2 separate regions of the Homo sapiens genome follow, and region 1 is linked to region 2. A link is an interaction called in ENCODE POLR2A ChIA-PET data of the cell type or tissue named here. Cell type or tissue: MCF 10A. All regions are shown on one strand.

The links. Peaks named below come from ENCODE experiments on the same cell type or tissue, not always from the same donor. Only the 100,000 strongest peaks of a DNase experiment are listed, where the experiment ranks them.
Region 1: POLR2A ChIA-PET joins it to region 2 with 15 read pairs; 31 of 35 experiments call an interaction of 5 or more read pairs at or near these places.

What each region holds. Positions count from the first base shown.
Region 1 is chr1:109,782,168-109,784,667 of GRCh38, reverse strand. No RefSeq gene overlaps it. Among named protein-coding and RNA genes, the nearest start is that of EPS8L3, 19 kb to the right of the region's middle. In MCF 10A, no CTCF peak of the experiment used is centred here; a DNase peak (open chromatin) is centred at 1,117.
Region 2 is chr1:109,978,465-109,980,964 of GRCh38, reverse strand. No RefSeq gene overlaps it. Among named protein-coding and RNA genes, the nearest start is that of AHCYL1, 5.0 kb to the left of the region's middle. In MCF 10A, a CTCF peak has its summit at 129 (motif pointing right); DNase peaks (open chromatin) are centred at 144 and 1,054.

The DNA.
Region 1 (2,500 bases), 200 kb after region 2:
GAAGTCAGCTCCTGTGTGTGGCCAAGTCTGCCCTTCATCTGCTTGGCTCAGAAGCCACATTCTTCACTACCATGTCCCAAATGTCAGGACTGGTGTCCCCTCAGTCTGGCTGTGATGGTTTTGCTGGGGCCCGGGATAGAGGAAATGGGAGGAATACACCTATTGCATCGCACTGTACATGGGAGGGCCATTCAATTGCATTGTCAAGATAGATTTGTATATTTAGTGAGATAATTTTCCTGCAGACCAAAGCAGAACATTTGGAAGAATGAGCAGCTCTTTCTCGCTCCCTCCTCAGAGACTCCATTTGGGCTCAGGCGGGGCAAATGGAGCCAATGAAATAAGGTTTCATGGAAGTCAGAGCAGGTACAGTCTATGTCATCTCACCAGCCCTGCTTTAAAGAAAAAGTAACGTAGAAATTAAAGTGAAAAGACCTTTACATGGAGAAGGAATTTGCACGCGTAATATAGGGAGGTGTTCCTTAGGTATGTTACAGGATTACTTTAAACCATTTGACTTACGCTCCAAAGTAACTGCAATGTTGGTAGTATAACAAATTCTGATGAATAGCTTTAATTGTGTGTTTAAAGGTCTCATCATATGTTCACATGCTTAAATCTGGGTATCAGAATTTAAGTAATTCTTGAAATGTATTGTCTCCTTAATATACTAATTACAAAGCAAAGAAAAAAAGAAAGAAAGAAAAGAAAAATCTCAGGCATCTCTGGGGAGTCATTTGCCACCGAGGCATATTTCCAGGGGACAGACCCAGGTCTGCCAGCCTCAGCCCTTACCCTTGCTGTGCCCACTCCCAGGCTTGGGTCGCCCCAGTGGGGCAGGAGAGCTGTGACCCGAGGCAAAGAACAGGGCCAACCCTAATGCCCACAGAGCAGCCCAGGAAGGCTGGGGGACATTCATGGGAAGAGAAAGGGGATTTTTCAGAGCCCAAGGTCTCCTTCCCCACCCACCAGGGTCAGCGGGGGTACCAGTCCTCCGACAGGACGCCTGGCCACAGCACTGGGAACCTGGGCTCCCGGGCGTCAACTTGGAGTTCTTGTTGACTTCCTCAGACTCTGCCTCCTGCCAACCCCATTCATCACCTTCACTTGCCAATCCCTTAGGAATGTGGCAGTCTCTTAAAAGTCAGCCCTGGGTTAAAACAACAAACAAACCCGGAAGCCTCTAAGTCAGCCGCAGAGGCTCAGACAGGTCAGGAATCAGGGGCAGGTTTCTGGCCTCTCTTCTTCTCCCACCCCAACACCTGCAAGCTCAGCACTACCACCTTACCCCACACACAATCCCGAACACAGTGAAGCTGCCTTTAGATTGGGGGGTGAGTTTCCAGAAGCCTGAAAGCTACCTCCCCTTCCCAGGACACCCCCTCCCCACCACCCATCTATGCCTCTAACGCCTACTTAGGACACACAGGCCCATATTTGGAGAGTGGTGTCCAGCCTTCCACTCTCCAATCTGGGGCTCTGCAAACCCCCTCCCAACTTGCCCAGAGGCCCACACCTACCCTTAAGGGAATAGGACATGGGTCTGGCAACATTTCTTCAAGAAAGTAGGGAGGCTGAAGGATGGGCAGCGGGGGTGGGGGCCAGCTGGGAGGCTCTAAGGGTGAGCCCCATTCTGTCCGCCCCACACCGCACTCCTCCATCTCCTCCTTAACCCCCAGTAAAGTCCCACTGGGGCTGGCCTAGGGCAGGTTCAGTCCTGCCTCAGGGACCATCTGCTAAAGGGAAAAGGGACTCACATCTATAAGTGCCTATAAACAAAGGGGAAAATATGCAAACACCCGGCCCATTCACCTGAATAGAAGAATCCACAGCTGGCCAGAGGGGTGCACACAGGTGCTGACCAAACTGCTGGCTTGAGTGAGCTGGGCTGGCCCAAGGAAGTGCTAGCTAAAGGGCTAAATCAGAGGCTGTGGCTCCCATCCAGGGCCCCAGGCCTCCAGGGTTCCTTGAACCACTTAAAATATTTCAGAAAACCAATGGATACTCTACATTTAGCCATGGTGAGATTTCTGGGATTAACAAAAATTCCAATGCTTTGCTTTTGGCTGGAATTACATCAACTCAATGCAGAAACATTGGCTATCTGTACAGATAAATATTTGAGGTTAAGTATACATGGGTCAGATGGAGAAAACAGAAAAAGAACTAATAACTTGGCAACTGCTATTTAACAAAACCTTTTAAAACATAGAATTTGTAGTGAAAGAACTAAGAAAATGAATTTTAGAGACATTTCCTTAATACACAAAGAGCTTCTACAAATCAGTGAGAAAAAGAATAGCTGTCTCAAAAAATCCCTCTACACATGGGATTCACAAAAAAGAAAGAAAAAGAAGTTTAAATAGCCAAGATATATTTTTTTAAATGCTCAGCCTTACTTTTAAAGGCATTTAAATTTTCAAAATTTTTAAATTTTTACCATTTTTCATCTGTCAAATTAGCAAAGATTTAAAAGTTTGATAGTATCAGTGTTGGTGCA
Region 2 (2,500 bases):
CAGCTTGGGACATGTTGAGTTTGATATGTCTGTGGAGGGCACTGTCCCTGAGTCTCAGGGGAGCCCAGGTTGGCACCTTTTGGAACTGCCCGCTCCCTGCCAGTCAGGCTCCCCACCAGGGGGAGGCTGTGCTCCTCCTGAAGGCCTTTCACCTCCTGTCGGCCAGGTGTTATGTTAGCCCTCTGGAATGAAAGTGCAGAAAAACTGCAGAGATCTTGGGTGACAATGGAAGTTCGGAAGAAGGTGAAGAGGGCAGTGGCTCTGTCTCTAGCTCTCCAGCATGGGCAAACCCTCCAGCTCCAGGCTTCTTTCTGTCCCAGAACTGCTACCTTGCACAGCTCTAGGAGGCACCACTGACATTGTAATTATTGTGAAAGGTGCCCTGGAGCACCACTTCAGATTGGTCACCTACCTCGCTGGCCCTTAGGGACCCCCAGAGGGTGGGCTCCCGGTTGCACCTCTGTGGCTGTGGGTGCTGGTCCTCAGGCTTCCTGGCTCCTACTTCCCACCGAGCTCCCTCCCTCCCTACCCTCAGCCTTTTCTCCTTCCCCTTCTCCAGTTCCAGTGGGAAAACATTCCTCCTTCTCTGTCTCCCCCTCTGCTTATTATTGTCATATTTATTAGGATCACTTACTCTTTATTATCATTTTGAACATTATAGGAAAGAAAAATCCATGAAGATTTTTTAAAAATTTCTTTTCATCTTGTTAAGTTCACTCCTAGTTCTTAGCAATTTGCAGAAACTCATTTTTACATACCTGTGATTGGTAGGTTCATGTCCTTTTGTATTCTGCTTTGATCAAATTACAATATTTCAAAAACACATGACCCGAACGGAGAGCATTGACATACTTGTTATTATTGTCCATGTTTTCCAAGCTTTCTGTCATATTGCTTTATGAGTTTGCTTAACTGTTTTCCTATTGTTCGGTATTTGAATTGTTTCCAACTAGTGCAATATAATGGAATGGAGGGAGGTGGTTTCGGAGTGGGTGTGGGGATGGCTTTCAAGCAAAACAGGCGAAGATGGGTCACAGCACCAGCTCCTGCCAGAGAAAGGGAGCAAAAATGTAAGTAGTGGGGGCAGTTATAATGACTGTAAACAAGGACCAGGATAAGGAGGCACCTTTTGGCCCTAGAGGATCTGAGGTCCTGTGTCTGGAACTCGTGATAGCTGACTCATGGCGAGGCTGCATGGTGTGAGGAAGCAGGAAAACTGGGCAGAGATGTGGGCTCAAATCTTCACTCTGCTACTAACTTGGCCACTGGCATCCTGGACCTTTTTTGACCTCCTCTTCCTCATGCAAGACAGGTTGATAGCTCTCCATCTGGGGCTTGTAATGACCTAATCCAGTAAGATCATAAATATGCAAAAGCTTTGAACAAGTTGCAAATATTGTGCAAATGTAAGGTACTAAGATGTGGGTCCAGGCTAACCATGGAGGGCAAAGGAGCTATTGTTGAGAATTTGGAATTCTCTCTTCGCTCCGCTTCCCGGAATGACAGGAATAAGCAGAAACCCGTCTGCTGCAGGAAAGGATTGTCATTGCTGGTTTTGAGTACTTGTTGACATGTGGATGTGTTTCCTCAAAAGGGAGGGCTGACACTGCCCCAGCCATGAGAAATTGCTGCTTTCCTGGCCCAACCTGGCCCCGGGGTCTGGCTGTGTGACCAGCAGCCCCTTGGAACTTCCTCACATGCTTTTTTTCTAGGTTGGACCAGAGATCCTGATGTATCTTACTTCAGTTCCCAAAGCTGCCACACATTAAAGTTCATACTGAGAAGGCATCCACCAATTGTAAACAATGTTCAAGAAATCTGTTCTGATGACTGTTTGTGCTACTTTGTATGTTTTTTCCTGCTCTTAAGTGTGTATATGGGAGCGGGGAGGATGGAGGTGGGGATGGTGAAGAGTTTACCAAAAAAGTAGAAATTGTGAAACTGGCCTTGGACTTTGGCCTCTGCCCAGTCAGTTATTTACTGAGCATCAGCTTTGTCTCGGGAGCTGTGCTGAGCGCCAGGGATCCCACAGTAAACAAGACAGACACAGTTCCTGTCCTCATGGGGCTTAGAGTCCATAGCAGAGCTTTGTCAGAAAATCAAGGTTCCCAGTACTGTCTGAGAGGGCACACCCTCTCCTTGCTGTCTCCATGTGCCCCACCCTGAGCGGTCTTCCAGAGTGTGTGGCATGCTTCCTCTCCCTGCTTCTGAGGCTGTGTCTAGCCCCATGCTAGGGAAGGAAGAGCAGTCTCTCTCCCGAGTTCAGAGATGCTGACCCACCCTTGAAGTAGCCCCAAGTCTTTTAGAAGCTTCTGGGATACTGCTTCCCTGGCAGATGTGCTCCCCCAGGGCAATGGTGAGTGGGCTGGTGAGATGTAAGTGTCAGCTTCTGGGATAAGGGAGGACACTGCCTGTCTTTGCCTCTCCCAGGCCTGCCTCTCTACCCATAACCTGCAACCTGCCTCTAGGACTGGAAATAGTCCTGGAATCGCAGAGACAC